Regions from separate parts of the Homo sapiens genome. Here region 1 is linked to region 2. The links are chromatin loops, found by intact Hi-C in ENCODE. Cell type or tissue: lower leg skin. All regions are shown on one strand. Each heading gives the region's core, and the rest is flanking DNA. Links, peaks and the distances in the headings are about the cores only. Region 1 overlaps KRABD3 (KRAB domain containing 3). Region 2 overlaps ATP6V0E2 (ATPase H+ transporting V0 subunit e2).

What was found. Hi-C counts contacts between places; a loop is a spot of excess contacts. Peaks named below come from ENCODE experiments on the same cell type or tissue, not always from the same donor. Only the 100,000 strongest peaks of a DNase experiment are listed, where the experiment ranks them.
Region 1: it touches region 2 in a loop (38-fold over the local background); 7 of 110 quality-filtered maps call a loop at or near these places.

Annotation. Positions count from the first base shown.
Region 1 is chr7:149,720,834-149,732,899 of GRCh38, reverse strand. It overlaps KRABD3 (KRAB domain containing 3), which reads right to left. Exons shown (of 17, transcript NM_001290187.2): 4 at 11,910-12,065; 5 at 11,365-11,517; 6 at 10,347-10,478; 7 at 9,944-10,117; 8 at 9,011-9,166; 9 at 8,051-8,248; 10 at 7,412-7,585; 11 at 6,840-7,013; 12 at 4,225-4,377; 13 at 3,530-3,712; 14 at 2,559-2,753; 15 at 2,332-2,472; 16 at 1,124-1,228. Among named protein-coding and RNA genes, the nearest start is that of KRABD3, 12 kb to the right of the region's middle. RefSeq lists an enhancer at 11,747-12,066. In lower leg skin, for the core only: no CTCF peak of the experiment used is centred there; a DNase peak (open chromatin) is centred at 5,701.
Region 2 is chr7:149,880,114-149,891,911 of GRCh38, reverse strand. It overlaps ATP6V0E2 (ATPase H+ transporting V0 subunit e2), which reads right to left. Exons shown (of 4, transcript NM_145230.4): 4 at 11,217-11,798. It also overlaps a transcript of ACTR3C not described here. Among named protein-coding and RNA genes, the nearest start is that of ATP6V0E2, 12 kb to the right of the region's middle. In lower leg skin, for the core only: no CTCF peak of the experiment used is centred there; DNase peaks (open chromatin) are centred at 6,461, 8,321, 9,059, 10,691 and 1 weaker place.

The DNA.
Region 1 (12,066 bases), core at 3,250-11,249, 160 kb after region 2:
TGATGAGACCAAATGGCACCCTGCCCTAGGAGTCAGTGAGAAGGGTCCAGAGCCCCCGAGACAGCATGAGGCCAAGGCCGTGGGAGCACCAGGAGATGGGCCAGGAGGGCCAGGCAAGCCAAGGGCCTTCTGCGCATTTTTTGTGGGGTGACCCTGGGGCCACTCCAGAACTCAGTGCTCTTCGTTACAGGCAAACCACAAGGGTTCCCACCCCCTTCTGCTTTTACTCTCCCTATTGAGAAGTTACAGATTCATAGGAGTCATAAGCTTTTTGTTTTTTTTAAAAAAAGATCACCTAATCCTTCGCCCTAAATTCCCTTGGAATTGGTCCCAACCCTGGGCAAACCACAGGAAAGGCTTGGCCAGGCACCTGCCATTCCTAACCTGTTCAGCCCCAGGCCGGGCGCAGAGATGGTTTCTTCCCTGTTTCTCTGGGCCCCCAGCTGTGGCTCTGCCCTGCTCTTTTCGGCACCTCCAGGGCTTTAAACCGAGGAAAAAGTGAAGACTGGAGTAGCTAAAGGACCCAACCGCTGTTTGGTCAAGTTCATCAATAAGGATCTCGGCCTGGAGACCCCAGCTAGGACTTCTACAGAGGACAGGCAAGGCTCGGTGGCCCCAGGCAGCTCAGAGCTCACAGCAAAGTGGTGGCGCCTGGACAGAAGCCAACACCCTGAGCCAGTAAGAGAACCTGCCGCAGGCCACACTCAAAGTTCCTGGTGTGGGGCTGTCCCCAAGTGACCCAGGGCACTAGGTGCCAGGCCCCCTGCATGTCTCCACCATGAGTCCGTAGGGGCACGTGTGTGACATGGAGCCAACCCTCTCACAGTGACCATGGCCAGGTCATCCTAGCCTCAGTTTCCTCACCTATTCTCTAAAGTCCCCTCAAGCCCCAAACTTTGATCCTTCACTTCTCAATTTCCACCTCTAAAAGGTGTGTCTGCTTTTATGAAAATCCCAACTGCTTCTGTGATAAAACACTGAAAGGAAATATGCAACCTGAAGTGCATTACAGGTGAGACTTCCTACCCATCACTCAAACACTGACCCTGGAAGGCTGTTTTCCCCAAGCTGGGGCTCTGGGTCCTGGCCCGTGCAGAGGGAATGGGGGAAGCCACCAGTTCACCTGCAACTCTGGGTCTTCCATGTCCAAGCTCCAGGCCTCTGGATGCTTCACTAACCCTGGGCCTTTTCTCCAGCTGAGAAACCGGGCAGGGATCCTGAGCTGTACCTATAGAAAGAGCACAGAGACCTTGGGGCAGGGAGACGATCGTTTGGCCAGAGCCATTCTGACATACCCTAAAACAATATCAAACTCTCAACTTTTAAACAATGATTAAATGAGATAGAAGACGGAAACTTGGCCCATGAGGGAGCCTAATTCTGGTGGCAGGGCCCGCCGCGGTGCGTGTGTGTGTGGTGTTCCTGCCCTGTATGCAGGGGGCTCCGGCAGGAGGAGGCGGCTGGGGAGGCAGCTGGGAAAAAGGACTCTCATCTGCGGGTCCTGCCCCAGTGAGACTTCCAAGGGCGTGCTGGGGCATCCTGTGGTCCACACCCAGCCCACTCTGCCATTTTCCACTAGGCCCACTGCGGAGTGAAGAATGTGGTGCAGCCTGGGTCTACACAGACCAGGGCCAATGCCTGTAAATGGAGCCAGCTGCAGGAGTTGGGGAGAGCTCCCTCCCCTGACCATTTCTGGCCTCTTCCTCCTTCTCCCCTGCTTCTCCCTCCTTCTACCACTGCTTCTCCCTCCTCGTCCTCGTCCTCCAGCACTCCTGAGGGGGCCAGGACAGCAGGTACTCTCTAAACTCTCTTTTCTCCCAGGCAACTGGGACCTGTCTCCTGTCCCATCTGCTTTTTCTGCTAGGAGCAAACAGTGGGTCACAGTGAGATTGAGAAGCAAGGTGGCCTGGGGCAATAGGCAGCATTCTAGCTTTCCTAATGGGACACTCTCCAAGAAGTACCCCCAGCTGGGGAAATCTCACTTTTGAGACTTTTGTTATTGATTGCCAAGTTTTAAAAGCATACGCTATTATTGTATAAATACATCCACATCTGTCTACATGCACACGTGTATATTAGCAAGCGCAAACACCGTGTACGTGGCATCAAGTGAGTGGCTCAGACCTCCCTGCAGCTGCTCACCAGCACCCCCAGCAGCCCCGCCCTCCTTCTCGGACACAGCTCACCTTACAGGGAACTAAAGCACGGCCAATGTGCAGGACTCCCTGGCAAGAGCCAGGCAAAGCGACAGGCAGGACTCAAAGGATCCAGTCTGGACTCCTGGTCCTCTGGGGAACGCATGGGCGCCCCCTCAGGAGACCCCAGGCTCACCTGCACCGAGGCCGCTGCAGTACCTGGGCTCTGTTCTCCTGGGGTCTTCACCAGGGCTGCCGCCACTGCTGCCAGCAGGGGTCCCACCAGGACATGGGGACAGAGGGACAGGAGGCTTACAGCTGGGAAGGCGGTCCCTCTCTAACGTCACAAACAAAGCTGGCATCAGAGTGGTGACTGGCGCCCTGGCACACATCCCGCTATCCTCCCTCTCCGCACAGGCTCACCCTGGGGGAGCGGCTTCCAGAGATCAGGCTCTGGCCTCGGGTCTTCTCCTTCAGAGCCGCTGAAGCTCGAGCTGGAGCCGGGGCTGGGGCTGGGGCTGGGGCCTCCCACGCAGGCGAAGCGCAAGGGCCTTACAGGCAAGATCCCCCTCAGGGCGCTCTCCAGGCAGTGCAGCGGGGAGGGCTTGGGGGCAGACCCTGGGCAGGGGACCAGAGAGTGCTCTGTCATCAGCCTGAAGAGAGCCAGGTCTCTGCCTTAGTGTCTGGGCACACAGAACCGGTCCCCTTTTCAGCTCAGCCCACGATCAGCATGCGTTCTAGTGGACCCTAAATGGCTGCCTCTCTTGCCAGAGAAAGAGGACAAAAGTGAAGCCAGAGCCTGGCCAGGACCCCAGCAGCTTTGGAAAGTCTGCTGGGGAACTTTCTGGAAGTCTCCAGTCCTTGGAAGCCATTAGCAGTCAGGTTCTAGCCAGGCCTAGGTCTCACAGGCCAGGCGGCTTCTCCCACCAGGCAGGTGCCATCCCTGCACCCCAGTATCTCACAGGGGCCAGCAGCCCAAGGGTGGGGCTCAGTTAGGGCCCATCCTCGTCTGATGGGAGGGTCAGCAAAACCGCATTTATTCAGCAAAGGCATCCCAGCAGGCCCTGCAGCAGATCTAGGAAGGAATTCTGCTGGAAGTTAAACCAAGCAGCAGCAGTGGACGGCGGGAGCCCCCTCAAGAAGCTTCTCCACTGGAGAAACCCAATGGATGGACACAAACAATGATCTTCCCGACCCCGCTCCTTGTCAGCACTTTGTGACACTTTATCTTCTTGTTTAGCGAACCTCAGTTTCTGTTTGGCACCAGCTTCTGTCCTCTGGGGAAAGGATGAGAGATGGGGAAGAAACAGAGGGACAGAGAGGGAAGTCTATTTCCTTGTCAAACACTTTAACTGAAGTGGGGCTGTCAGTACCGAGGGCAGGTGCCAGCTCACCCTCTGGGAGCCACCTCCACACTCCTGGCCTGGTGGCCCCAGGGTCTTTGAACCCCCGCTGGTGGCAGGCGGGGACGCAGCTGGAGGTGAACACCTGTGGGCTGACCAGATGGAGGCTCCGGGTGGGCGCTTCTCCCCTACCCTGCCCGAGACGGGCTGACTCGCAGGCCTCAGCCCTCAGTCCTGTTTTAATGAGAAATCAGAAGGCCTGTCAGCCCCACGGGGCCTCGTGCTGCCACAGAAGAAGGGACAGGGAACAGTTTCTGCCATTGCTGGGCTCTCAGGCACACCAGCATCAGGTGTGGGAAACACCCATCTGTCATGTTCCAGGGAGCGCCTGAACCCTCCAGAACATCTCTATTCCCAGACCCAGCTGCGTGGACCCCTGGGCTTGGAGACTGGTGCCCAGACACCAAGGCTCGTGGGGCTGGCACGGCCGGGACAAGGACACCCAGCCACAAGGAGCCAGCTCCAGCTGGGATGGTGGAACCGCAGACAGTGGCACTAAGGTGCCAGCAGGTCTACACGTGTGTGCTGCAGACTATCTGGCTTTCTGGCCTCCAACAAGGCTCTGCCCAGGTCTGTTTCCAGAGCACCATGTTGGCTCAGGAGCAGATCTGAGCCCACAGGTGCAGCGCCTAGGGCATCCTCAGAGCAGCCCTGTCTACACCCAGGGCCCCGGCAGCCACTATTACCTTCCTTGTCTGCTGTCCAGTTCCTGGGCTCTGCTCTCCTCGGTCCCCTGTCTGCTGCTGAGGAGCAGGGCCAGGCAGGCCGCAGCACAGGCACAGGTATCTCCTTGAGACAATTCTCCAGACCCTGCAGTGGGGAGCTTCCTGGTGGGCTTCCTGTGAAGATCAAACATTCACAGATGAGGGGGACTGTAGCTCAATCTCTGCAAACTGCAGAAGCCCCCTGTCTTCTGCTGTGTCCAGGGAAGGGGGGTCACAGGGGTGCTGGGCACAGAGCACTGGACGTGTCAGTCCTGGCTCTGGCGCGGCCCTGCTTTGGCTGCCGTGGAAGAAGCCTGGCCTGTCCTGGCCACCCACATAGAAGCCTGGCCTGCGGCTGTCATGAGGGCGTTGGCCACAGGTGTGGGCTCTAGTCCTCCTCAGCACACCCAGCTGCCACCACCGTGAGGGATGACACATCCTGTGTCCCCAGCACAGGGGATGGTCCCACAGATGGAATGTGCTAAGACTTCCTTCACCACTCACAGCAGGGCAACAACACAGGCCCCCTGGCCTCTGGGCCATGGCGGGCCAACATGCATGCAATTTCAACTAGGAAAGAACTAAACACACTGCAAACATCCTATTTCCAGTGACAGCTGTGCGAGTAACAGGAACTAGATGGACTGAAACTCTAGAGTGAGGAGAGCCCTTCCTAATAAAGCAGACAGTGCTGCCACTCTCTTTCCCGACAGCATTTGCTGACGACTCTGGGCCCAGGCACAGGGCGGGAGGGCAACCTCAGAACTTCTGAATGTCCACAGGCTGGAAGGGCAGAGACCAGCCCTTCCAGACCAGGAAGGGCTGGAAACCAGAGGACCCCCACATGCATTTTCTCCACAGCACGTTCGCTGAGTTCTGGGGCAACAGAGGGAGCCGGGAGTTGGCTGGAAGCTTCTGACAGGCAGTGTGAAATATCCTGCAGTTTGGGTTACTTAGTAAACAAAGTCTGCCCAGGCAGAACACATGAAGCATGCTACCGAATACCACGCTGCTGTCCAAAAGAAGAAACTGGTGCTAGTGGCCAAGGAACATGAAAAGTATAGAAAGGGGTCAAAGACAAATGCTGACGACAAAGGCAGCCTGGAGGGGGCATGTATAGATGCTGCCCTCTGTGTGAGGAGGAGGAGGGGAGTGAACTCACAGCAGTGGCAGGAGGGGCTGGAGTGCCGAAGGCTTCATTTTCCCTACATAACCTTTTATAGCTTTTGAACAAAGCTATGTGATCATATTACCTATGAAGTCAGTTGCACTATAGGGGAAAAGCCCCACACCCAAGCGGCTAACCCATAGTGGGGCTTGGGAATTCAGGCTGCTGTGGACACTGGCAGGCCCCAGGCCTGTTCTACAGGCCCCACAGGCCTGGCCAGAGCTGTGGCTGCTGTGAGAGGCCTGTTCAGTAAATACATTGGCAGTCAGGACACAGGTGAGCACGGAGGGAGTGGTGTCGGCAGGACAACACAGACCAAGAGGACTCGGATTAACCAGGTGGGGGAAATAAAAAGGCCAAGAGGGGATGCTGGAGTCCTGCAAGATCCCCAAGTCTGCAGGAGCAACTCGACTGGAGTGAGCCGGGGAGGCACAGGTCACCAAGCACACGCTGAAATGTTTCTGACATGAACCTCACTGTATGTTTTCCTAAGTTGGGGGTCAGTTTGATATTACAGGCAATTCTTTGTGGCTGGGGTAAGGAATTCAATGCAAAAAGGAAATTTTTATGTATTTATTTTTGAGATGGGGGTCTCACTCTGTCACCCATGCTGGAGTGCAGTGGTGTGAACATAGCTCACTGCAGCCTCAAACGCTGGGGCTCAAGTGATCCCCTGCCTCAGCCTCCTGAGTAGCTGGACTACAGACTACAGGTGCTACTCCACCCAGATAATTTTTTAAATCTTCTGTACAGGCTGGGCGCGGTGGCTCATCCCCATAATCCCAGCACTTTGGGAGGCTGAGGCGGGCAGATTGCCTGTGGTCAGGAGTTCGAGACCAGCCTGGCCAACATGGCGAAACTTCTTCTCTACTAAAAACACAAAGATTAGCTGGGCACGGTGGCGGACACCTATAACCCCAGCTACTCGGGAGACTGTGGCAGGAGAATCGCTTGAACCCAGGAGGTGGAGGTTGCAGTGAGCCGAGATTGTGCCACTGCACTCCAGCCTAGGCAACAGGAGTTAGACTCGTCTCAAAAAAAAAAAAAAAAAATTCTGTATAGACGGAGTCTTACTATGTTGCCCAGGCTGGTCTCAAACTCCTGGCCTCAACTGATCTTCCTGCCTCAGCCTCCCAAAGTGCTGGGAGTACAGGCGTGAGCCACTGTGCCCAGCCCAAAAAGATTTTAAAAGAAATCTTAGACATTGTCCTGTCCCTTCTAAGACAAGTCACTAAAACGGAGCCCCCTCTCCACCCTAGGCTCCCACAACCCACCCAAGATAAGTCCCGCATCTGCTCCTGCCTCAGTATCCCTGGCTCTGCTCCCAGCACGGGCATGGGGGTCTGACCCAGTCAAGCCAGAGGGACTGGGCAAGGGGCCTTGAGTCCTCTCCCAGGATGAACCCCAGCCTCGGGCTGGCCCAGCTCACCTTTTCCAGGATGCTGCCCCTGGTTCCCCACAGGACTCCCAAAATCCAGGTCCCAGTCGGTGCTGCTGGATGAGGAGAAGCTGGTGGGGGTTCCTCGGGGGGCCAGGGGCCTGCTGGGGCCATCTCTCACACAGCTCTGCAGACCCAGAGGCAGAACAGGCTCTCTGGTCGCTTCTGTAGGGAACAGCACAGTTGTGGTCACCAGGAGGCTCACTGGAGAAGAGACTCCTGGGCCATGGGGTGCACGGGCACCAGAAGACCCTGCCCCAAAGTATCTCCCACTAGGGTTTCCCTGTGGCACTGATTCAACTCCCATAGCACGTGACCCACAGAAACCCCACAGTGAGTCTCGTGACTGGAGAGAGTTCTGAGAGAAGGAAGTAGGGCAGGAAGATCTGCACTGGCTTTCAGCACATGCGGGCGGCTGTTTGGGAGTGAGTATGAAAGGCAGCCTGGGGGAACGGGCCTGTGTCTCAGGAGGCCGGGGAACACAATGACCCGACAGTCCTCAGCATCTGCCTCCGCTGCCACGCTCAGGGACATGCCACCCCGCGCCCATGGCCACAATCTACCTTCACTGTGTGATCTGTGGGGTTGCAGTTCAGGCTTCTGAGACCTAGAGTCTCCTGGCTGGGGGTTCTGGGAACAAGAAGTGGGTGGCAGCTGGGAAGGTGACGACCCATTTGGGGGAATGCCCTTCAGACAGGCTTCCAGGGCTTCCAGCGGTGAGCTTGAGGCACTGGCAGCTGGAACAGGAGAGAGCACCCTGTTACCATCTCCCACACATTCCAGCCTTGCCCATCAGACCCCTGGCTGGCTCTACCCGACGTGCTTTCTACAGGGGTGACGAGTCCTGTACCAGGCTCTGGCACCTGCCAGGCAGGAAACCCTTCTGTGGGAGACTGATCGGCTCTCGCCCCCCACCCTGCTCCCTGGAAGGCATGAAGACAGGAGGGGAGTGAGGAGGGCCACATGTCAGCAGGGGTAGCTTTCAGGGCCAGGAATCACTGCAAAACGAAGGCCCCGAGGCAGCGGGGGCTTGGACAAAGGCCTGGGCTGAGGAGGCTGTGGATGAAGGGATTCACTGCTTGGGAAGAAAGGCCAGGGGGCGGCTCCCTGCTGAGAGCTGCTTCCCTGGGGTTAGTGGAACCTTGCCAGGGACTGACAAGCCCATGGGGAAGACCACCAGAGCAGCCAATCTCAGGCCTCACCTTGAGCCTCAGGGCCCCAGCTGGGTTGGGGGACCCCTCTGGTGTCTCCAGTGGCTGAGGGACTGAGGGGCTGCCTGCCAGGCTGACAGGATGCAGGTCCTGGGGGGCTCTGGACCCAGCTGTTCTCCATCTTCACAGAGAGCAGACCGCCAGCTCCAAGATCAGGATGGGGAGGAGGGGTCAGGAGGTATCCAGGCCCTGCGGGAGGAGGCCATTGGGAAGCCCAAGGTTCAGGCCTGGACTCACCCTGAGAATCCCTTGAGGCCTTTATAGGGTTAGGAGGGGCTTCCAAAGCCCCTGTGCCTCCACGGCAGTCACCGGCTCAGACTGCTGTCACTTGTCAATCACCAGCAGAGACCTGAGTCACACGCCTCCTCCCCTACCATGGCCCCTTGGGGTGCCTCCAAGGTTTCTACCAGGCATGAAGTCAGCCCTCCCCAGACAGCACCAATCATGTCTTTCTCCATGGCCAGCACACCTGACTCAACCCAGCTGCTCAGGGCTTTGTTCTGAGAAGCTAACAAGCTGAGGTGACATGCACGGAACACGAACCCCTGTGTGGGCTGGGTGGGTATAATTAGGATTTGGGGTTCCCAGCTCTCACACACATGGCAGAAACCTGACCCAAACACACAGGACCCCAAGCCACAATGAGGAGCTGCGTGTGTGCTGGGCTAGAGCTCCATCCTCTATTTCTTGATCTCGCTCCCTCCCCACTTTCCTTTCAGAATGTCCAGCTCCTCCTCTAAGAGCCAGCCTGAGAATTATCAAGCGCTGACCGAGCCCCTCCCACACAGCTCGCTCCACTTACACAGTGGGGATCCCCCGCATCCGGATCCTCTTCCCGACAGGCCAATATGGGGGCCTGAGTGTTTGTGGTGGGGGCCACCTACAGCCCTGCCTGGGGCAGGGTAATGTAGGATGTCTGGGGGCCCTCCCAGCCCAGCGAGAAGCCTTTACCTCCAGAACCCCTTTTCCAGGCTCCTGGATTCTCCTGTAGCCGTCGGTTCCCCACTCCTGAGGGACTGGGATGCCTGTCCTGGGCCTCGGGGAGCTCCTTCAGACAGTGTAGCAGACCCTGGAGGGGACAATCCCCTGAAACCGCCTCGGTCTTCACTAAGGAAAAAGGAACATGTTTTCACCTGGAGCTCAGTGTCCTCAGCCTTCATGACAAACAACAAACAGGGGACAAGTTAGAAGGGCGTGGGGCCAACTCTGAAGATGAGGCTCTTCCAGTGGCTCGCTGAGTCTTCCCAGTGCCTGGGTCCACACACCTGCCAGAACCGGACAGGGCAAAGAGGGAAGCCATGGAATTCGCCCTGCAGGCAGACAAGTGGCATCACTCTGAGGACAAATTGAAGGAAGTGGGCTGTCAGGGTCACTGTTTGAGACAGCTCTGGGGTCCTGAACAGAACTTACATTTGAGGAAAATGGAGTTGTACAGTAAGTACATTACTGCAGCTAAGCTCACTGCGGCCCTGTGAGTGGGAACAGCCTAGGCTCAAGGCATCAGGAGCCTCTCCGGGTCTGACTCCAAGACCTGTGCCCCGGCCCCTCCACCATGCTGTCCAGAGCCCAAGCCCACCCCATGCATCATGCCTGGCGTCAATGCAAAGCAACACATGAGCTCTGCAGCTCTTCCCCTCGGGTCCCAAGTCAGGAGGAGGAAGAGACATGAAGAAACCAGGGCAAAGCCTGCTTCCGAGTTTCCTTTTCCCAGCTGACCAAACGCTGCCCTTAAGAGAGCCACCTGGCTCCAGAAAGGTGACACTGGCAACACAGCAGCGACCAAGCTGGTAACGATCCCTAAGGGAGACAGTTTGGAGCAGGAGGAATCGCTGTTGAAATGCAAACCAAGCTTCAGAGACCTCAGCCTGAGGCCCCAGAACTCACCTGCCCAGGGCGGGCTCCCAGGCCCCAGGTCTGCTCTGGTTAGCCTGGACGTGCCCAGGCTAGGGAGAGGTGGCAAGAAGCTTGGGGATGTCTCGGGGTGCCGGGGCCCAGGCACAAGGATTTCCTTCAGACAGTTGATGAGGCCTTGCAAGGGGCTGTTCCCAGGAGAAATTCCTGTGGCACATGCAAGGTGGGCCTGGGTCAGTGCAGTCCTGACGGGACACCGGGAGCGCTGGCAGGCATTCAGGTCTCCGGGCGGCTGAGATTCCCACCCGTGAGAATGCAGACAAGGCCTGCCCGGTGGAGCTGCCACCAGGCCCAGGCGGCGGAGCAGCATGACCTCCTCGTGTGAACTAAACACACTTCCCCATCGCTACCCCACTAAGGAAAGCCCGCCTCTCACCGGCCTCTGAGGTCCCTCTCTCCTGTCCTCTGTGGCTCTTCCTCCTGCTGGGGCTATGGGTGGGAGGGCTGGGCTCCCCGCCCAGGGCTCCTGGGCCTTCCTTCCTTGTAGGCCACGGTTTGTCGGCAGTTTCTGTTGCAGGAGAAGACAAGAGGGCCTTTCTAGCCCCAGCTCCAGACTCTGGAAAATCACACCAGATCTGGTTCCCATAGAGGACAGCCCTCTCCAGCCACCCAAGTCCCTGTTCGAGGTGGGCTGAGGGCCTTTACCGTTTCTTTCTGGTTTAACTGGAAACAGCAAGACTGTTGGTTCACTGTGAACACTCCCAGACCCTTCCCCCTGAGCCCAGCCTCGGAATTTGGCTCAGGAAGTGATGCCGGCAGCCTTGACATGTAGGCCACAATCTCACACTCACGCTTCTCAAACCAGGGCACACACAGGGCACACAGAACCCCAGAGCAAGTGTGCCCGACGACCCCTGAACACCAGATGAAACCACAGCTAAATGGGGTATGCTCTTTGGGAGTGCCAATTTTATTCCATATAAATTTGAAGTACTTTTTTATAAAAACAGACATGCAAAATTTGTGAGAAGTTTTAAAAATAAAATGAGACCCCAGAGAAATCCTAGGAGCTCCCCTTGCCCTGCTCTGCAGTTAGGGTTGCTGTGATGAGACGGTCTAAGGATCAGACCAGTGCACACAGGTAGGTCAATGCTGCTGGCCGTGGGCCTGCATGTTAGAAACTGCCGGAGACTTTCTGTGTACAAAGTGCTCAGTGATCGGGGCGGGATGACAGGCTCCCCAGGGGCTGAGCATCATGCCTCCTCTTTGGTGGTTACACCAGAGGCTAAATATGTTGTCCTGCTCCCTGGCGTACTTTGTTAACAAAAGAACAGCACAACAGGGGAACTGAGTCCTAGAAAAAAATGAAGAGGGCACAGGGTCCAGGTCCTCTGACGCCACGATCAGGGCTTTTGAAATGCTGGTTCTCCCTGTCCCTGCTGTGTCAGACTCACTGATGGGGAGAGGACTTCCCTGGACCCCGTCACCAGTTGGGCCACTGGAACACGAGCTGTCGGTGGGCGTGGTGGCCAGGTGGGGCTGGCTGGTAGGGCCGTCTGGAAGGCAGCTGAGCAGGCCTCGGAGAGGGCAGGGCTCTCTTGCCGCAGCTGCTGTCGGGAAAGAGGGAGAATCAACAACTGGTAAGATGCCCCTAACATTGTCACACTGTCACATTCTGGGTCCTTTCCTTGCCATGTACTAACAATGACCAGGATGTCAGCCACCTATGTGTTGTCATCACTGGGCTCTGAATGGGGCCATGGTGGGTGGAGGGTGACAAAGCCACACAGAAACCACCATGCGAAAGTCAGAGCTGCCCTCTCGCCAGCTATGGGCATGTGCTCAGAGGGCGGCACACGGCCTAGCCACGAGGAACAGCAGGTGACTCTGCCTCCCGGCCTGTGCCTGCAAGCCCACATGCAGTGCAGTGCCGTGGACTTGTGCTTCATCATGCGGAGTGCAGAGGAGGCTGCGTGCACTGCCCCACTGTCTGACTTACCCTCGGGGCTCGCTCTCTCTCCATCCAGGCTGGCTCCCCGGCTCTCGCTCTCGGGGCTGTCCATAGCGCCCTTGACTTCTCCAAACAAGAACTCTGGGATCTCCTTCACCAGCTGCACCAGGGCTGTGAGGTGCAGGCTGTGCCGGGGCTGTCCCCC
Region 2 (11,798 bases), core at 3,702-11,701:
TTTTTTTTTTAAAGCTCCAGATCCAATTGTATGATAATTAGCTGCAGTTTTCTATCGGTTCCTCATTGTATTTTTTGTTGTTTTTTTAGAGATAGGTCTTACTCTGTCATCCAGGCTGGAGTGCTGTGATGCCGTCTTGGCTCACTGCAGCCTCGACCTCCTGAGCTCAAGCAATCCTCTCACCTCAACTTCCCAAGTAGGTGGGACTACAGGCACGCACCACCATGCCTGGCTGATTTTTTAATTTTTTGTAGAGACAGTGTCTTGCTATGTTGCCCAGGCTGGTCTCGAACTCCTGGGCTCGGGTGAGCCTCCTGCCTTGGCCTCCCAAAGCGTTGGATTAGAGGCGTGAGCCACTGTGCCTGGCCTGCCTCCGTGTCATTGTTAAGGTGATTCTTTGTTTGTGGAAATGAGTGGAGGAGAATATGAACAATAATGTAACTTAATCTTTTTTTTCCAAATGCTGTTGTTTCTTTACAAGAATTAACAACAACTGCAATGAGAAGGAGACCTTTATTCTTAATAATACAGTTTCTTCTGTGCCACTGTTAAACTGTTGCTCTTATTGTTGCGAACTGAGGCTTGACAACTCTGGTGTCTCTTCCTCCAGTGGCCGATACGACATGGAATCATTGAAGACTGGGATCTTATGGAAAGGTTCATGGAGCAAGTGGTTTTTAAATATCTTCGAGCTGAACCTGAGGACCATTATTTTTTAATGGTGAGTAACTGGAACTAAGAGGAATATATTCCTGTAAATTCCAAATTGCTTAGATTTTAAACTGAAGATATTCTTTTCTAGGGCGTTTTAAATTTCTTCTAAAGATATGTGCATGAATCAGGCTGCTTTTTTGAAAATAAAGCTCAATAAAAACGTTCAGAACAAAAAGGGGCTTGTTAGCTCACCAAACAGGAAGCCCAAGTGAGGCAGCTCTAGGGCTGTTGTTTTAGCAGCTCAGTGATGGAATTGCACATGCAGCCTAGGGCACTAGCTGGAGCTCTTCTGTTTGTTCCCCCTGGGTCCAGGGTGGCTGCCAAATTCCTAGATCACCTCTTTGGACATTTCTATACAGAGATAGAAGATTTCCCTTGCACTTTTTAAGAATTTAGAGACCCTTTCCCAGAAACCTTCCCAGCACATTTGCCCCATCTGCCTATGCCTAACCTGGTTAGAGCAATAGGAATGGATTTACTGTGACTGGTTTAGATTCTTGAAGACTTTCTCCTTGGTGTGGGGACCAGGAGAACTTGTCTGATGTTCTGGACCCTGGAGGAGGGTAAGTAGCTAAACAGGCCTCCAAAAGCAAGGACAATAGAAGGAGGAATGGATTTGGATAAACCAACTGCCTACTTTAGTTTTCTTGAGACATAGCAAGATGATTGTAATTATTGCCACTTATAGCAGAGGAAACCAGGTCAAGATGTTGTTTTTTTCTAGGGTTTAAATGTTACTGTAAAATAAAACTGAACTGAGTTATGGGCCCTAATTATATACTTAACTGATTTCATTCAAATGAAATGAAACATCACAGATAAATGAGAAGAAATATCTCCTCGTTCTCTAGTGGTTCTACTCAACATTACATGTTTTCTTCCGTGAGATGCTCTTTTCATCAAGTTAAAATTAATTATATGTACAGAATGCTTGCTTTATAGAGGGCAGTTTCATGTGACGTAAGCTGCGTATTAAACCTGCATAATTTAGGTTTGGATTTTTTTTCATGCAAGTACATTGTCAAATGGTCCCAGATCCAATTATAAAATTCTTTCTGATGTTAGGATATGAAGTGTTTTTAAGAATTATCTGGTATAAGAAATATTTGAACTATAAGGCTAATAGTTATTGGAATAACTATTAAATATGGAATAACTCTATAACGAATATATGTATTTAATGTATATTAAAGCCAGTCTTTGATTTTTTTTCCCTGGCTGTGTCTTCACAGCTGAAATTGCCAAGTATGGCCACTGCGTTTCACAGGCCACTCTGTTTTCTCTGTACATCCACAGTGGTTTATTTTATTTTACTGTTTTGCTCTGTATTTTATTTTTCTAGAAATGGGATCTTGCTCTGTTGTCCAGGTTAGAGTTCTGTGGCACAATCCTAGCTCACTGCAGCCTCGGACTCTGGACTCAGTTGATCCTCCCGCTTCAACCTCCTGAGTAGCTCGGACCACAGGTAGAAGCCACTAGCCTGGCTAATTTTTAAAAATTTTTTGTGGAGATGGGGTGGGGTTGCCTCCATTTGCACCCCTACTTACATTTCCCCCATCCTCTCCAGCCTTTTGTGCTGGCAGACATAACTTGCCCATCTGATGAGTATGAAATGTCTCATTGTGACTTTAATGTACATTTCCCTGATTACTAATGGGGCTAAGTATATTTTTCACCTACTGACTGGCCTCTCAAGTTTCCCTCCTTGTGAGTTGCTGGGAATATACATGCCAATTTTTCAACTGTATTTTTTAGATTAATTTGTCAGTGTTGTTTATATAATCTGGATGCCAATCTTTCATAAATATGTACCACAGCGATCTTTTCCCAGCCTGATTTAGAAAATTTTTCCCTTTTCTGATGTCAGGAAGTCATTTTCTTATGATTTACTTTAAACACTTTGACATTTTGCTCTTTGGGGTTAGGTCTTTGACCTTCCTGAAATTTGTTTCTGTGCATGATCTAAGGTAGGGCTGCAGTTCTTCTTTTGTGAAGTAAGAGTTCAAATTTGCCCACTTTTAAAACTTAGGTTTGTCATGTTGTTTAAGTATGAGTTCTTTATATATTCAAGATACAAGTCTTGACAGATATATGCTTTACAAATAGTTTCTTCCAGTTTGTGGTTTGCTTTTCATTTTTTTAACAATGGTTTTTTTTTAATTTCTTTTTATTATTTTTTATTTTTTTTTCAGGTGGAGTTTCACTCTTGTCGCCCAGGCTGGAGTGCAGTGGCGTGATCTCAGCTCACTGCAACCTCCGCCTCCCAGGTTCAAGCGATTCTCCTGCCTCAGCCTCCCAAGTAGCTGGGATTACAGGCGCTCACCACCACGTCCGGCTACTTTTTGTATTTTTAGTAGAGACGGGGTTTCACCACGTTGGCCAGACTGTTCTCGAACTCCTGACCTCAGGTGATCCACCCGCCTTGGCCTCCCAAAGTGCTGGGATTACAGGTGTGAGCCACCACGCCCAGCAACAATGGTTTTGAAGAGCAGAAGGAGAAATGAGGCTGTCTGATCTTGCCCTCTCTCCCCACTTCCTCCTTCCTTCCCTGTTCCTGGCACTAGATTCACTAGGATTAGGGGAACTTGTAGCCAAGAATATATAAAGAACTTCTATAAATCAATAGGGAAAAGACCAAAAAAAGTCATAGAAAAGCAAGCCAATGATTTGAGTAGGCAAATTAGAGAAGTGGAAACCGAAATGTCCAATAAACAGGTGAAGAGTCAAGCTTAGCAGCTATTAGGGAAATGCAAGTTAAAACCAACTACCATCCAGGTGCTGTGGCTCATGCCACAAGGTTGGTTGAGTGTAAATTGAAACAATCATTTTGGAGAGAAATTTGGCAATCTCTTGTAATATTAAAAGCTCTTTGACTCCTAGATATATATCCTAGAGAAGTTCCAGCAAATGTGCACAAAGACATATAAAAGATGCTTACTATTTGTTAATCTGGAAGTAACACAGGGGTCATTAATAGGGGGGTGGACAAAGAAAGTGTATGTCACTAATGAACTAGATCTGTATGTAACAGTATTGTATCAGTCAGGTGTGCCGCAATAATGCTGCATGACAAAACACCCTAAAACTGACTTATAACAACAGGCATTTAATTTTGGCTAGTATGTCTGCATCAGCTGGCCTGTATTAGTCTGTTTTCACACTGGTGATAAAGACACACCTGAAACTGGGGGGAAAAAAAAAGATTTAATTGGTCTTACAGTTCCACAAGGTTGAGGAGGTCTCAGAATCATGGCAGGAGGCAAAAGGCACTTCTTACATGGCAGCGGCAAGAGAAAAATGAAGAAGCAAAAGCAGAAATCCCTGATAAATCCAACAGATCTCTTGAGACGTATTCACTATCACAAGAATAGCATGGGAAAGACCAGCCCCCATGATTCAATTACCTCCCCTGGTCCCTCCCACAACACAGGGGAATTCTGGGAGATACAATTCAAGTTGAGATTTGGGTGGGGGCACAGCCAAATCATATCATGGGGTTTGGCCAGTCTAGCCCAGGATTGGCTCGACTTGGCTCGGGTCATTTTGTGATTAGTGTGCTCCTCACATTTCACCTTTTCTGGGCCCAGTAGGCCATCCAGGACATGTGCAAGCCAGCGACACTATGGGCAGCTCTGGGAGCCAGTTTATATACCAACTCCTGATGGTACGTCCAGCCTGCTGCCCAGGAAGGAAGCCAGTGCTGGCACCTGGAAGGCGCCTGGCGTGTATGGGAGCACCAAGAGCATGGGGAGATGCACTGCAGCAGGCAGCACAGACCTACAGTCTGTTATCACAGTCTCGCTCTCTGTAATAAGCAGGTTAATAAGGTAATAAGGAGGTTACATTGCTGTTTGAATTTGCTTTCCTTGACTAAGCATCTCTTCATGCTCAAAAGTCTTTTACATGTCTTCTTCTGTGAATTCTTTTGTGTCATTTGCTCATTTATCTACTTGTATGGTTTTTGCCTTGAAGAAAATGTAAATTTTAACTTAGTTAAATGTATAAAGTTTTATCTTCATAGCCTCTGGATTTCTTTTTTTCTTTCTTCCCCTGAGATAGACCTTCCCTATTACATGATAATTTTAAAAATTCTCCAATTTTTTTCTAGTACATTTATAGTTTCTTTCCATTTTGTATGTGTTTTGCTGCTGGGACTCTGGACACTGTTCATTGCCCTACTCATCTCTTCCTTATGTATTTGGTTTGCTATGTTTATCATATTCATTTTTTTTTTTTTTTTGAGTCAGTCTCGCTCTGTCGCCCAGGCCAGAATGCAGGAGCACAATCTCTGCTCACTGTAGCCTCAACCTCCTGGGCTCAAGTATTTCCCCTACCTCGCCTTCCTGAGTAGCTGGGACTACAGGCTCACACCTCTACACACACTCGACTACTTTTTGTATTTTTAGTGGAGACAGGGTTTCACTATGACGCCCAGCCTGGTCTCGAACTCCTGGGCTCAAGGGATCCGCCCGCCTTGGCTTCCCAAAATGCTAGGATTACAGGTGTGAGAAACTGTGTCTGGCTGTTTATCATATTCTTAATTCCTGATTGTAAATTTATTTCTGGACTTATTTTCTCCCCTTGAGTCGTCTGTGTGTTCATGTGCCAGCCCCACTGTTTGCATTTCTGTAGCCTTGCAAATGGTATCTTTATCTTAGACTTTTTAGTATCTGGAGTGCCAGTGTCCCTCTCAATACTCTGCTTTTCCAGGAATATCTTGGTTATTTCTTACATGTTTGTTTTTCCCAGAGGGCTTTAGAAACAGCATGCCAATTCTAGTATCTGCTTCCTCCCCCCGTCCTCCAAAAGCATTTGTGTTTTTACTGAGAAGATGCTACATTTATACATTAAAGACATTCGACAGGAAACACAAAAATGCAGATACATAAGCAGGCCCCAGGTATTTTTCATAGTACTTATTTGTCAGGTCCTGTCTCACATATAAAAGCACACAGGGCACTTGCCACCTTCTCTTCCGCAAAGTGCATCAGTGTGGTGACCATGACAGGAACAGAAAAGGGGAAGGAAGCTGAGATCCTGGCAGAATAAAATGTGGCATGGAATTAAATAGTTAATATGTAAATATAATGAAATTAATAGCATTTATCGACCAGTTGAGCACTTTAGTCCATTATCTCAGTTCATATGCACAACTTCTATGAGGCAGGTGCTACTAATATTATCCTGATTCATCAATAAAAATGAAGCTCAGAAAGATTAAGTCACTTTCACTCAACTAATCATCATCAGAGCTGGAATTTGATCCAGTTGTAGACTCTGCACTCTCAACCTCCAAGCTGAGCTGAGCTGCTAAGTAAAGTTAAACTGCTTCTGGGAGTCTGGGTAGAGAGAAAAAAGAGAAATATGTTTGCTGAATCAATTGCTGCCGGCCAAGGGCCAGGCCTTTGCACCTGGCATCACAGCTGACTGAAGCTGCAGAATCCGCAGGAATTCAGAGCCTGGGGCTCCTGCTGTGTGGGACACAGAATGGGAAGATGAAGTCACCACCCCAGTGTGTCCCAGGTCTTTGTCAGAGGACAAAATGCTGACATTTCAGGAGGGAGGAAGACCCTTGCTGCTATCATGGCCCTTAATCCTGAGGTTAGGGAGCCAAGGCGGAGGTCCTGTAGGGGTGAGAACATCCATCCCAACTGTGTCCGCCCACCCTGCTCAGGAAGCCGCCTGCGGGGAGAACACAAAGTTCCACTGGGCTCGGGGCAGTGCCGGAGCTCCCTGCCCCCGGCCTCCTGGGAAGCACCAGCTCGCAGAGGGACCAGCTCATGCTGGGATCAGTGCCTGCTCTGATACCTGGAAGTCCCTGGCGGCTTGGGGGCTTACTTCTTGCTGGGGTGTGGTCTCCTGGTCAGAAGCTCCAGTCCTGCTGGGGAAGCCAGCTGAAGGCACTCGGCTCCCCTCAGGGCCTCCCAGGCTCCTTTCCCGAGGGTCTGGGTTGATAACTAAGTTTGGAAATCCCTTGAGGGGTTGAGGTTCTAGGGCAGTGGTTTCAATGGTAGGGGTGTTTCCCTAGGGAACATTTCAAAATGGCTGGAGACATTTATAGTTGTCATGGCCAGGAGCAGGGAGAGGGGTTCTGCTAGCATCTGGTGGGTAAAGGGAGGCGGTACTGCTAAGCATCATAGGATGCAAAGAACAGTGCCCTCCCGTGCTCCCCCTCCCCCACAAAAAAACCCAAAGAATTATCTAGCCCAAATTGTCAACAGTGTCAGGGCTTGGACATCCTGTCTTCGAGGGCTTCAGTTAGCACCAAAACCCTTGGGAGCTGGTTTAAAATGTGGAGTCTAGAATCCCCTAAACCCATAGGGTGCAGTGTGAGACCCAGGAACCTGTACTTTCAAGCATTCCAGATTATTCTGTTACAGGTAGACCATACTCCACATTGACAAGTAGCACTGCAGGCTGCACCCGGCGCATGATTCCCAAACTCTGGCCCTGTGTGGGTCTGCCTGGGGCAGAGGCAGCTGGAGAGCTGGCTAAAGCCCCAGCCTCCTTCATCCCTGGAGGTTCTCTTGTAATAGACATGGCTTCCATCCCAGAATTCCATGGGTTGTTTTGTTTGGCTTAAGTGATTCCTTTTTTTTTTTTAAGTTGACAAAAATTGCATACATGTAGGTATATACCATGTTTGGAAATGTGTATACATTGTGAAATGGCTAAATTGAGCTAATAACAAATGCATTACCTCACTTTTCATTTTGTGAAATCTACTCTCATCAATTTCCAGCATACAACACACTGTTGAGCACTTTGTCACCATGGGCTGCACACTAGGTCTCTTGGACTTATTCCTCTTGTCTAACTGAAATTCTCTATCTTTTGACCAACATTTCCCCAATGAGAGATTCGTATTTAGATTTGCTAACCCAGTATGTGGCCTAAATCCACACAGGACTCTGGTCATCTGCCCTCATCTTCCAGTGCTACAAGTCAAGCAAAACTGTGGTGCCTGCCAGCTGATTTCATTCCCGGAAGCCCAAAGCTTTACCAGCAGGTCACTTCCAGCACACAGATAAGGAGATTAGCCACGCCTCTCACTTCACCTCCAGCTCCTCACTGTTCCAGAATTACCAACTATCCTATTTCTGTTCAAAGCAGCCAAAATTAACTGAGGGCTGCTCTTTGAGGGCTTCTGCAGGGAGCGTGGACCCTATGGCCAGCAGGAGCAGCACCTCCCTCCCTCCCTCCCTCCACTAAAAACCTGTGGCGTCCCTGTTACAGAATGGAATGTGCTAGATCTCTCAGGGATGCTGAGGTACGAAACAGTTCGGGAAGACAGAACCAGAAGACGGTTCGGGAAGCCTGGGATCAGAGTGGAGAACGACAGAGCTCTTCAGCATGGTCCTTTGGTTTCCGAAGCAGTGCCTGGCACCTCATGATGGCTCAATGCTCGTCATTCATTGCCACTATGAAATATTCCTGAAGGGCGTTTCCTCCAGGCTGTGGTACTGTCTGGAGAATTATCGTGGCTCCCTGCTCAAGCCTATGACTCTAGGGCCACCATCTCTGACCTCGGCACCATCCACCCCCAGCAATGCGCAGATTGGACGAGGGCTCGCTAGAGACTTCATCCTGCACGCAGGCGCTGCCCTCTGTTGGCCATACTCTTTGTGTGCAGCTTAACTTTTCTTGGTTACCTTTACTTTTTTTTCTCAGTGGCTTTGTCCTCTGTCTCAGCGTGGCCTCCAAGGCCACTTCCTGCTCTGCCACTTGGTATGGTTCAGGGCTGCCCTGCTCTCAGTCACGGCCCATTTTTAGAGCTTTTTTGCATCGTGTAGGTCCGTGAGCATCTGTGTCAGAGGCTGATATTTACTGATGTGCCTCCCACATTGGGGATGGTGTTGGGGGCACGGGTGGGGTTTGAAACTGATAACTCTAACAGAAGTTGGGTACATAGTGACTGTGTCCAAACCCCTGCACCAAGAGACTGGACCAACCCTAGCATGGCTTCTGGCAGCCCAAAGCGGCATCCCTGGGACCACCTGGCCACCCTTTGAGTTCCTGTCTGAAAAAGCTCAAGGCCGTCAAAATCATTTAGTGTTTGTTCCTACCAACACCTGACAACAGGCCTCTGACCACCCCCTCACTTTCTTAGAGCATTTACGTTAAAAACACTTAGAGTCGTACCTCCTTCCCTTGTCCCTTTGAGATGTACATGCATGTGTGTCCAGGAGTGTCTTTCTCAAGAGCCTGAGAGCCAGTCCTTTGAAATGGCATCATCAGGAAGGATGGGGCCTGTCTCCCAGGCTCTGGGGGAGGCCAGAACCTAACTTCCATCACTGCCAGCTGGCACACACAGCTGGCCCGGCCACAATAACACAGACAGCCCTTTGTAATTTTTCACTCCCATGATTCCTGAGCCCTGGAATGCCCTTTCCCGACTCCTACGTTCTCCCATTAAACTGTCCAGTCCCCCTGCACAGATCTGAATGGAGCTCAGCTTCTCCCCTGTCAGTGGTTAATGAATAAGGTCTGTTTTCGTAGCTTTAACTAAGGTCCAGCTTAGTTTATCTTTGACAGACCTACTTACCCTGCAGGTTCCCACCTCGGGCCTGGAGGGAAAGCCTCTGGGAGGAACACGGTCCTCACCAAAGGGTGGGAGACCAGATCGTGCCAGGGAGTGGAGTGGACATGAGCTCTGGGACCCTCTCCTCTCTCCCGGAATGGCTGCACAGGAAGGAAGGATGGAAGATGTGAGAAAGGCCACCCTGCCTGGGAAGGAGCTACCAGCCCTCAGCAGTCCAGAGGCTGCCCAGAGAGCAGCGAGCAGCTCTCCAGGACTCCACCTCCCAGGCCCAGAGGATGCCACCCAGGGGGCTCAGTGAGAATTCAGCCACAGCCACACACATCCCGGGAGAGTGTCTAAAGATGCCACCAATCCAATATCACAGAAGGCAAGAACCCAAAGAGCAGAAGCCGAGACAAGGAAGTAGCCATTTTGGATACATGCCCCCCACCCCAATCCTGGGCCAACGTGGATCTTCAGCATCCTGAACCTGAAGCCCCCATGGTGGGCCTGTGGCGGGCTGGGTGTGGCTTCAGAGGTGCAGCGGCAGGAACTGGCAGAGTGGTTCCCCCAGGCCCAGGGCTGACCCACAGCGACATGGGAAAATGGGCCCAGTAGGTCCCTCCTTGTTTAGCTCCCTTTGGTCTTTCCAGGTCCAGCTTCACTGGGTCCACGGGGTCCCCATCCTGAGGTCACTGTGTTTCTCACCCCCCACCTGCCCACTCGCTCCCAGCCCACTGCAGTCTGACTTTACTGCCCATCACCAAAGATGCCAGCTGACCTTGACTTCTTGGGGGTAGAGGACAATGGGGGTCTGTGTTACCTCAACCACTCTCTCCTGTTGAACCTCTCATCCTCCTGAGTGACACTCACCTGGTTGTCTTCCGGCTACCTGCAACCTCCCGGCATCCTCCACAGGCCACCTTCACCCACCCACCCCGTGAACTCACACTCCTTGGGGTTCTCTTCTGGGTTTTTCTCACTCTGAACCCCCTGAGCAACCTGCACCCCTCAGGGATCACCGGTTATTTATGCCGATGGCTCCAACTCTGCCTCCTGCAGCCTCATCTTCCTCCTGACCATCCGCCCCACCGCCCAGCCAGCCACTACCTACACTTCCACGGGGTGCCCTGGACACACACGACTCACCAGGAAACAAAGGAACACCTCAGCTCCCACAGCCACTCTCAGACCTGCCCCTGCTGCACTCCCCACCACGGGCAGCCTCGGTCTCTATGGGTCACAGCCAAGCAGCTCCCCCCTCGCTTCTCTGTCCTCACCACTTCCACCAGGGGCCCTAATAAAGATGTCAAACCAGCCTGCCGTCCACTGTGCAGCTTGTAGAGATAGATAATGCTAGAAATCCAGTTGGCCATGTCACGGCCCTGCTTTAAATCCCTTTCACGGCTCCCATGGCCCTTGGGATCCATCCAAGCTCCTCAGCTGGCTTTCCGCCCTCAGTGCTCTGGTGCCTCCATTGTGCGTCTTCCAGTCCCGCCCCACCCTCCTGTCCCTCCAGGGAAGTTCTTTCAGCTCTGCCCTGGGCTACAGGCTGGGCTGGAGGGCTGGGCTCCCTCTGCCCACTTCCCCACTGGACCTGCAGCGAGATGTGCTGGCAGATCCCAGCCCTAGGCTATTTCATGAAGGAGGCTTTGAAGCCTCTGGCGACCTGCTTCACTGCAGGAGTCCTGCACTGTGTCCTCTGGGGCCCAGACGAGTGGTGCTCAAAGCTGCACTTGAACAAGTCCTCGGTCTTCCTGCCAGGCCTGGTTCTCCGCCGAATCCGGGCAGTCAGCAGGGGGCCGGATTTTCCTCCAGATCTCAGGAAAGTAGTCCTGGATATCTGTGTTCATAACTGCAGCTCCCAGAATCCTTCCCTGCTCCCCTCCCCAGACCCACCCACTGGAGAAACAAGAATCAGGTGGGCGGGGCAGGGGACCTGCACACAGGCAGAGGCCAGGGCTTTGTCACCAAACAGTAATCTTTTCATCACCATTATTTATTATATATGAACCAGGTTTTCAGCACAAGTCACACTCAACACCCTTACCCAACAGGAGGGGCGACGGAGGCTCAGAGAGGGAGTGTAGGGGGAGGATGTCAATGGGAGGCCCCAGCCTGAGCCCTGAGCAGCTGGCCAGCCAGGAACTGGCATGTGAGTGAGAGGCATCCTATTCTCCTGCTGCTCCAAAGACAATGCCCGCTGAACAGGATGGCAGGCCACATCAGCAGTCCATACAGAAGTGAGGCTGTCGTTTCTTCCCCTGGAGCACCAGTGAGGACAGGCCCCAGCTGGGAGCCAGGCAAGGTGGGTGAGCTCTGTGCTAACCACACTGGGAGCTCGGGTAAGCGTGAGGGCAAGGCTGGAGAGGTCCGGGACCCCTGCGTGTTGCTTCCCACTCCTGCCAGGCTGGCACGCCCCCATTCTTCACCATCCCTAGCACAGAGCCCAGGGCCAGGGGGCAGAGGGCGGGGCTGGCTCAGGAGCAGGGCTGGCCCGTCCCATAGCGCCACTCACATTGCCCCTTCCCCTCTCTCATCCCAGCTCTGGTCACTTAGATGC